Linked DNA regions of Homo sapiens: region 2 is linked to region 1. Evidence: chromatin contacts called from ENCODE Hi-C or POLR2A ChIA-PET data. All regions are on one chromosome and are shown on one strand. The core of a region is the stretch at or near the end of the contact, and the rest is flanking DNA. Distances in the headings are between cores, read along the strand shown.

Region 1 (4,101 bases), core at 1,140-3,639:
CAGAACCCAGGGCAGCAATAACAGACACAGATCCAACCAACTCCCAGAATGCTACAGCCAGGAGGGAGCCCAGAGACTCCTCTCACACCTTGATAATTCAGGGATAAGGACACTGTCCTGGGCCAGTCACTGCATTCTCTGGGCCTACTCAGTCCCTCCCACCTCGGCTGCTCATCCCAGGCGAGACAACCGTAGCAACAGCTCACAGCAATCCATAGTCACTGGGCTCACCTGCTGCTGTCAGAGCGGCCTCCACCCCCCAATTGAGGGCCCCTCTTATGACAGCTATGGAAGAGGATCCACTACTAAGCCTGTGCCAGGGTTGGATGGGCCCCCCGGAGGCTCTGGAGCAGCCCGCAACACAGCCCAGGAGCAGGGGGCAGTCGATATCCCATGGGCCAGACCATGGCTGATAAAATATGGAGGGCAGAAGGAGGCAAAGGGCAGTGGCCGGCCCCCAGCAGATACACTGCCCGCTGTTGCTGCCGCAGCTGCAGGTGCTTGGTCCTGCCACGATGCAGGCGTCCCCCAAGGACCAAGCAACCAGCTGAGGTTGTTGTGGAGCTGGGCCAGCTGGATGGGGCAGCTCTGGCCTCTCCCATCATGGCTCACTTCTGCTTCCTCACTCTTTTTTTTTTTCTTCTTCTTCTGAGACAGGGTCTTGCTCTGTCACCCAGGCTGGAGTGCAGTGGTGCAATCTCAGCTCACTGTAGCCTTGACCTCCTTGGGCTCAAGCAATCCCCACACCTTAACGTCTCGAGTAGCTGGGACTACAGGAACACACCACCACACCTGGCTAATTTTTGTATTTTTGTAGAGACAGGATTTTGCCATGTTGCCCAGGCTGGTCTCAAACTCCTGAGCTCAGGCGATCCGCCCACCTCGGCTCCCAAAGTGCTGGGATTATAGGCGTGAGCCACCGCGCCCGGCTGTTCCCTCACTCCTTCCCTGGGTTCACCATCCCACTAAAGCAGTGATGTGGGAAGTCTGGTTTACGGCTCTGTTTTCTGGAGGACCTAGGCTAAGACAGTGGAGTCAAGAAAAATCAGGGGCTGCCCAGAGTCACTTCCGTGTCACCGGCAGAGCTGGGCGGGCCAGCCTCCTGACTCCCAGTCCAGGCTCGTTCCGCTGCAGTGCCCTCCCTCCCCGAGCCCCTGACCCCGGTGGTCTAGACCAGCATTTCCCAAGGGACATTGCGAGAAACACAAGGACAAGGAGACATACCGTGGAAACAAAGCCGCCTTGTTAAACAGTTTGAGAAAACCCCACATTCTAAAGCCCCCTGGAGATTTGCAACACACTCACATATATGACCTTCAGTTGACCCAACAGCTCCCAAACTCATCACCTGCAGAAACTTGGTGACATAATCCTTTGGAGGACGCCTCATCCAGGGCTCTGGGAACCGCTGTGGGAAAGTCTCTTCTGCGTGCCTGTGCCCCCGGGCTGCTGTAACACAGAGCAACAAAGATTTATTCTCTCACAGTTGTGGAGCTCCAAAGTCTGAAATCCAGGGGCAGACAGAGTCTTGCTCCCTCCAGAGGCTCTAAGGGGCATCCCTCCCGCCTCCTGCAGCTTCCCGCAGCCCCCTGCATCCCTTGGCTGGTGGCCGAATCACTCTGAGCTGTCTCCATCTTCACGTGGCCTCCTCCCCTGTGCTGCTGTGTCCCCTTCTATCCCTTATAAGGTCAACTGTCTTCGGATTTAGGCCCCACCCTAATCCAGGACCATCTCCTCCCGAGATTCTTACCTGAATTATATCCTCAAAAGCCCTTATTCCAAACAAGGTCACATTCTGAGGTTCTGGATGGACATATCTTTTGGGGTCACTCTTCAACTCTCCGCAGCCCCCATTTTCTTCCATCCCTTTTGAAGTTGCCTGCTCAGCCTCCTCCCCTGCTCTCCAGGGCATATTTTCAGCTACTTGTTCCCATTACCTTTCTCTACCCTCTCTCCCCCCTTCTGTTAATAAAATCCCCTGGGACCTCCTCCCCCACTGTCCCTGCCATTCCCAGAGGCTATCGGGAAACTCTGGTCCAGCCACAGTGGTCTGGCCACACAGGGAGCCATGTAGAGACCTCCATCTCCAGCCAGGATGACACCGGTCTGCGGTTCCCAGCTCGTCGTCAAGATGGGATCATCCAGGCCCCACACGCCTGCAGCCCCTCACCCGCCCTCTTCCAGGTCCTCTTCGGGCCCTGGCATTTGCTCAGCGACAGTCCAGGCAGTTCAGGCTTCAGGGTGCTGGGTGGGCCGCCAAGAGCTGGCTGCCACCCCTCGAGGTGTGTACCGAGCAGAAGGTGCGAAGGCGCTGTGTTCCCGAAAGTGCCTCTGAAATTCCACTGGGCATGTCCTGGCCGGGGCCGCCTGCCTTCTGTTCTGTCCTGAGGGCCGGGGTTAGGCCACCGAGGATTCCAGCACTTCCTCTTGGCCGCCACCCGCACTAAGTGGGGAGGCTGAGTGCACGGGAACATTATTTCAACAGCCTTTAAGAGAACTAGCACCACGTCATAAAACTCTTGGCTGGTACCTTTGCTCTTCAGACTTAAATACCATCAGCGTGTTTCTCAGCAACATTAATTAAAATGCTTTTAAAGACCGGGCTGTTCTCCACACAGGAAGGCCCTCACCTGGGGAGCACTTTCACAGGTGAATTGGCTCCTTAAAAGCTTTTAAATTAATGTCCTTCCCCATAATTCTTATTTTTCCAAAAAGTAAGTTTTTACAACTTCGCTGCCTTCCTCCCCAGTGAGCTGAGCAGTTGAGGGGGAAATGGGGGCAAGGTGGCTCTGAAGAGGGGCTCTCCATGGGAGGCCGGCCTGGCCGCCAGTGCTAACGTGTGGGGAGTCCGCACAGGGGCATTTCTTCAATGACTCGCTTCTGGAAAGGGAGGGCTCCCCCGCTTGACTTCACACACTGTTTCTGTTCAGAAGAAACAATCCATAGAGGACTCCTCGGCCCCCACGTTTTGATCTTCCGTGGAGATACAGATACAGCCCAGGACTGGCGCTTGGCCCCCTGCTCAGTTCAACACAAGTGACACTCACCCCAGTAACCGGCACCGTGGGCACCACTGGTGCCCTGCTCAGGACCAGAGACATTTCATCTAACTTAGTCCTTTCAGCTGTATCATGAGGCAGGTGTCGTTACTTCCTTTTAAAAATGCAGACAGGCTCAGACAGGCCAAGTCATTTGTACCAGGTAGCACAGCAAGTAATTGGGAAATGAGAATTTTATTTCGATTCTTCTGGCTCCAAAGTCTGTTTTATTTCACCTAGACTACTTTGTGAAAATTATGAAGAGTGAGTTAGTTTCGACAGTAATTTAATAAAGATTAAAGGCAAAACAAAGAATTAGGGATGCCGAAATGCATGGCTGGTGTTGAGAGCCCAGGCTCACACTGTCCACCCCGCCCCGCAGTGGTTCTCAGCCACCAGCATCCCCTCTCCACCTGCTAGAGAGACCGTGCGAAAGGCAGAGCTCAGAGGGCTCTCGGGGACTCCCCAGCAGAGGCCTCAGAAGCTGGAGCACAGCCCGGTGTGGCTATAGCCCCAGCTGGTTCCAGGTGGACAGATCAGCCCTGGGACCTTCAGTGCCTGTGGAACAACAGGAAACCCAGGCGCAGCACCCCCCGAGACGCAGCACCCCCCAGATGCAGCACCCCCCAGATACAGCACCGCCCAAGATGCAGCACCCCCCAGGCACAGCACCCCCTAGGCACAGCATCCCCCGAGATGCAGCACTCCCAAATGCAGCGCCCCCTGAGACACAGCACCCCCCAGGCACAGCACCCCCCGAGATACAGCACCCCCCAGATGCAGCACCCCCCAGACGCAGCACCCCCGGGCCATGAAGCTGCTGCCCTGCATCTGCTGAATCAAGAATGACAGGAGGCACAACATCAGCCGGCTTCTGCTGAAAGCAGAGCCTAAGACGCAGAGCTTTCCAGGCCGCCCTCTGTTGGGGGCTGTGACCCCCACTAACAGGAGTAAGAGCAAGAGTGGGAGTGAAACGAGAAATGTTCCCTCGTCCCCCTTGCAGGGTGTGCAATGGGTGTGTGACTCACTTCTTCATGCCCCGCTCTCAGACCTCTAGGGGAGC
Region 2 (4,101 bases), core at 439-2,938, 130 kb before region 1:
TTGGGCCCCAGGACGCCAATCCTCTGGATAGAGAGACAGTCCAGGCATGTGCAGCCGGGGTCATGTGGGGGAAAACTGGAGCGGTGACAGGCCCTGAGTTCTGTGCTGCTTTTCACGGCAGCACCCTCCAACATGCAGCAAGCCCCAGTGTGGACAGAGTGGAAGACGCACATGAAGCCTGGAACGCGCGTGTAAACATCCTCTCAAACACATCTGCTCAGAAGTACCCAGAGCTCGAGGGAAATGGGGATGAGGGTAGCCTGGGGCCATCTGGGGAGGCCACGTGGTGCCCTCCCCGCTCTCCCCTGTGCAGGGCTGACAGAAGGTGGGGCGGGCCGCAGGCAGGAAGGAAGTCGCCGCTATGTGGGCTAGAGGCTGGTGGAGCTTGGCAGCGTGGATGTGGGACCTGTGGCCCCACAGGGGGGCTTCACTTTAGGTCACGCACCCCAGACACTGGCATGAGGCGGGATTCTCGTACAGGTGTCCACAGAGAAACTGCTCCCAGGGGAGGCTGGGGAGGGGTCAGGGAGGAGAGAAGCCAAGCCAGGCTGCGATTTCCAGCACAGGCCCCACTCAGCCAGACCCTATGGACAGCACTGAGGCACAAGCTACCCTATCACCCACACCCTCAGTGGCAGAGCTTGTCCCCATGAGGCAGGGGAGCTGGGATGCTTCACCCACAGGTGGCTGAGGGTGTAAACCCCTAGGCCCTTTGGCTTCAATAGTTCAAGGGCAGTTCTCTGAGGAGCAGCAGGTGCTGTGGTGGAGGAAACACCCACAGAAGCCAAGGGATAGGCGCCTGGGAACAGGGAGAGTGATGTTGGGGAGCTAGGCAGAGCGTGCTGTGTCTGCTGCATGTGTCTACGTGCACACAGATGCGCTGCCTGTGTCATCTACATCTACATGTACACGGATATGCTGCCTGCATATTCTGCATATTCACAGACATGCATCATGTGCCTATATGTACACACCTCTGCTGCCTGCGTCATCTACATGTACACAGACACACTGCCTGCACATTCTGCAGGTACACAGACGTGATGCACGTGCTTATAGCCACACAGCCCTGCTGCCTGCGTTGTGTGCATGTACATGGACATGCTGCCTGTATCTGTGGGTGAGACAGAGTCACAGGCTGTCTCACTCAAGTGTCTCATTCACTCAAGAAGGAGACCTTGACTGCAGGGAGGGCAGGTCCCCCAGCAAGTTCTCCCAGGCTCACTTTGTGGCCCTGGCTTGCCCCTTCTTGGGCTGTGTCCACTATTCTGAGGGGACTTACCAATCTAGCAGGCAGGGGTAGGGGAACCGCCAAGCTGGCACAGATGTCACACTAGCTAGTGGGGCAGCGTCGATGAGGAAAGCGCTTTTCCACTTCCCACTGCTCAGCATTTACACCGGTGCCTGCACCCTCATCAGGCTTTCCCCCCTCATTCTCCTGTGCCACACCGGAGTGACTAGGCTGACGGGGTGACTGTGAGCCGCAAAGACCCTGGGCAGACGTGGCCCTGGAGCTGCATAGCCTTCACGCCCATGCCGAGAATGGTGTCCTGAAAGGTCCCAGGCAGGGCTCATTCCTGTCATGTTTGCGCATCCACAGTGCAGATAAGCTGGAAGGAACTGTTTTGATGAGGTCATCAGAGTCGATGGTGCAAGCAGCCATCGGGCGCTGTCTTGCCAGGAACACAGATAGACCAACCCTTGCTAGGATCTATGTGCTTAAGAGCTTCTAAACTTTGTTAAGAGTACTTTACTGTTCCCTTTTGCTTAGGAATTTACTCGAAACACTCAAATCTCCTTATGCATTATTTGGGGACCCTGCTCAGGGCCAAGCCACTTCACCTATCTGAGATGTCGGGTAATCTCAGCATTCCCACCTCCACACCTTTTGAAGCTGGCCCAGCTATTTCAGCATCATCGATCGCCACTCTGCTTGGTACAGGAGGAAGTCTTGGCTGTGGTTCTTTTTGTAGTTTTGAGTTTGCTTTTTTGTGAGGGTCACAGTTTTGCTCAGGCGTGACTCTGCGTATGGACAAGGAGACATTTTGAAGTGGTCATTAGATGGAAGTATGCCCTATGCTCTGATGGTGCTGCCCTGAGGTCCCCAGCAGAGGCCAGGCTCCTGGGGACAAGACCCCGTAAGGTGCTGTTTGATCCCCTCCTCCGGACCCAGAATCTTTGCTGTGGCAGGAGGAGGAGGCCAGCCCCATTCAGGTGCCTGTGTGTAATAAGAACTGGGGCTCAGAAAGGGGCTTCTTTGGACCAAGCTGCACTCTGAGCACCCCTGTGACCCTCTCCCCTCACCGCCCACTCATTTGGGGGAGGGGGGCAACACCAAGAAAAGCTTTGCTGCATGAGCTGCTCGAGGCCGGGGATTCATCTCGCCATGTGCAGAAGCTTCACAAGCCTGAGGAAGGGGCCACTCACCATTCCTCCTCTTTACCCTCCCAGGGACTCCTGTGGGAGGCAGAGGCCCAGCCAGGACCCTGCCTACTCCAGGGACGAGTGTGCAGGAGGTTTGGCCCCATCCAGGGAGGGCAGGACCTGCTGGATAGGGAGGCCTTTGAGCTTTGTCTCAGTGCCCCTGGGCACACGTGGAGTCCCCACCCTGAGGACCAACTGTGGGGTCACAGAGTGACAGCAAGCCCATGGGCCTCATCCATCCATGCCCAGGGGTGACCTGCCCTTGGGGGCTGGTACTCAGAGGAGCCAAGAGACCAGGAGCGAAGAGGGTAGGAGGCTGAGGGTCAGCAGTGGCGGGCAGGAAGGAGGGTGTGGCCATCTGCACTGTGCTTCCAGAAGGGCCCTGGTGCACGTGAAAGGCCACCACGTGACGGACCGGCCCACAGACCGTCCTGGCTGTGCCTGCTCTCCAGCTTCCTCCATCCTCTGACCAGGCCCTGGGTGCCTTTGACATTGCACCAGCCACTGACCAGGGCAGTCATGGAGATGAAGGGGAGACAGCACCCTGTGGGGCTGCAGATCCCTATGCTTATGGGCGGCGACAGTGGCACTGCCTCTCCATGCTGCTGGTGGGTATCAGGCCAGGGGGTCCATCAGAGATGATCCTGCCTCCAACCATAGAGCCCTCAAGAACAGGCCTGCAGACTCGAGGTCCAGGGCAGAGTGGGGCACTCAGCCCGCCCTGGTTCCAGGCCCGAACCTGGAACGTGTGGGAACGTGTCACATCCACACAAGCTCACGCCAGGCACCCGATGCACACAGACACATAAAGACCATCTCTTTGAATGTGACCATGACAGTACAGACGCGACCAGACATTTTCTCCCCAGAAACGTAGCCATCAGCAGGAATAAAAATAGAAAGGCTGCTGTCTCACTACAGAGGATAAAAGCAAGCCAAGCATGGGACAGATAAAAAGAGAGGAAAAGGAATGGCAAAAAAGCAAAAGAAAAAATTCAAACAGAAAACAAAAAGCAAGAGGACAGAGATGGGAACAGCTGTGCCGAAATTAAAACTGAAAATGTCTTCATTAACAGACAAAGGTTTTGTATCAGATGGAAAGTAACATCCATAAGCACAGAACGGCCCTGAAACATTGAAAATAAAAAGATGGGTAGAGGTTTGCACTGTCAAACACAAATAACATAAATAAGATAGTAATGCAATAGGCAGGAGAGTCAAGTTCAAAGAGGAAAACGGGGAATAGGGCCAGCATTTCCTGATACAAACGCTGTGAGCCAATAGCATGTGAAGCGTGAATCTCAGAGACAGCTTAAGAGGCCAGCCCAGCCGCCACGAGGTGCGTGGCCATAGGAGAACCTGCAAGCATCGCAGCCAACTTGGAGCTGTTAGCGCTGCATTCCTCCAGATGATGGAGGAGGTGAGTGGTGGGTTGTGGCATTTCGACAGCCCCTTACCCCGTGGGCCATTAACCTGACAAGCCCAGGCCTGCAACCTTCCAAAGAGGGGACCCACTGAAGCCCACGAGAATGTCCAGATATCATGACAGCGTTAAGCCGAGACCTTGGGAAGGTTTCCATATGGGAACTCCTAACATTTCTAACTCACCAATACGCTTGCCCACAGCTTTGGGTGGATGACAGCATCATCCCCAGCAGGGAGGTCACTTGGGATGAT

The links. A loop is a pair of places that touch in the nucleus more often than their neighbours do. ChIA-PET counts read pairs that join two places held with the same protein, here RNA polymerase II (POLR2A). Pooled maps may share reads with other maps.
Region 2: a loop to region 1 is called in a map of heart right ventricle, with 2.0 times the contacts of the local background. The contact joins two enhancer-like sites. A Hi-C loop is called at or near these places in 2 of 168 maps with a recorded cell type or tissue (PC-9 and heart right ventricle) and 1 of 50 pooled maps. POLR2A ChIA-PET finds 5 or more read pairs at or near these places in 1 of 52 experiments (OCI-LY7).

The regions. Positions count from the first base shown.
Region 1 is chr2:238,568,064-238,572,164 of GRCh38, reverse strand. No RefSeq gene overlaps it. Among named protein-coding and RNA genes, the nearest start is that of LINC01107, 15 kb to the right of the region's middle. Within about 2 kb of position 2,389, at least 6 of the 41 ENCODE cell types and tissues checked have a DNase peak (open chromatin) inside an H3K27ac peak, as active enhancers do.
Region 2 is chr2:238,697,743-238,701,843 of GRCh38, reverse strand. No RefSeq gene overlaps it. Among named protein-coding and RNA genes, the nearest start is that of LINC01937, 20 kb to the left of the region's middle. Within about 2 kb of position 1,688, at least 5 of the 41 ENCODE cell types and tissues checked have a DNase peak (open chromatin) inside an H3K27ac peak, as active enhancers do.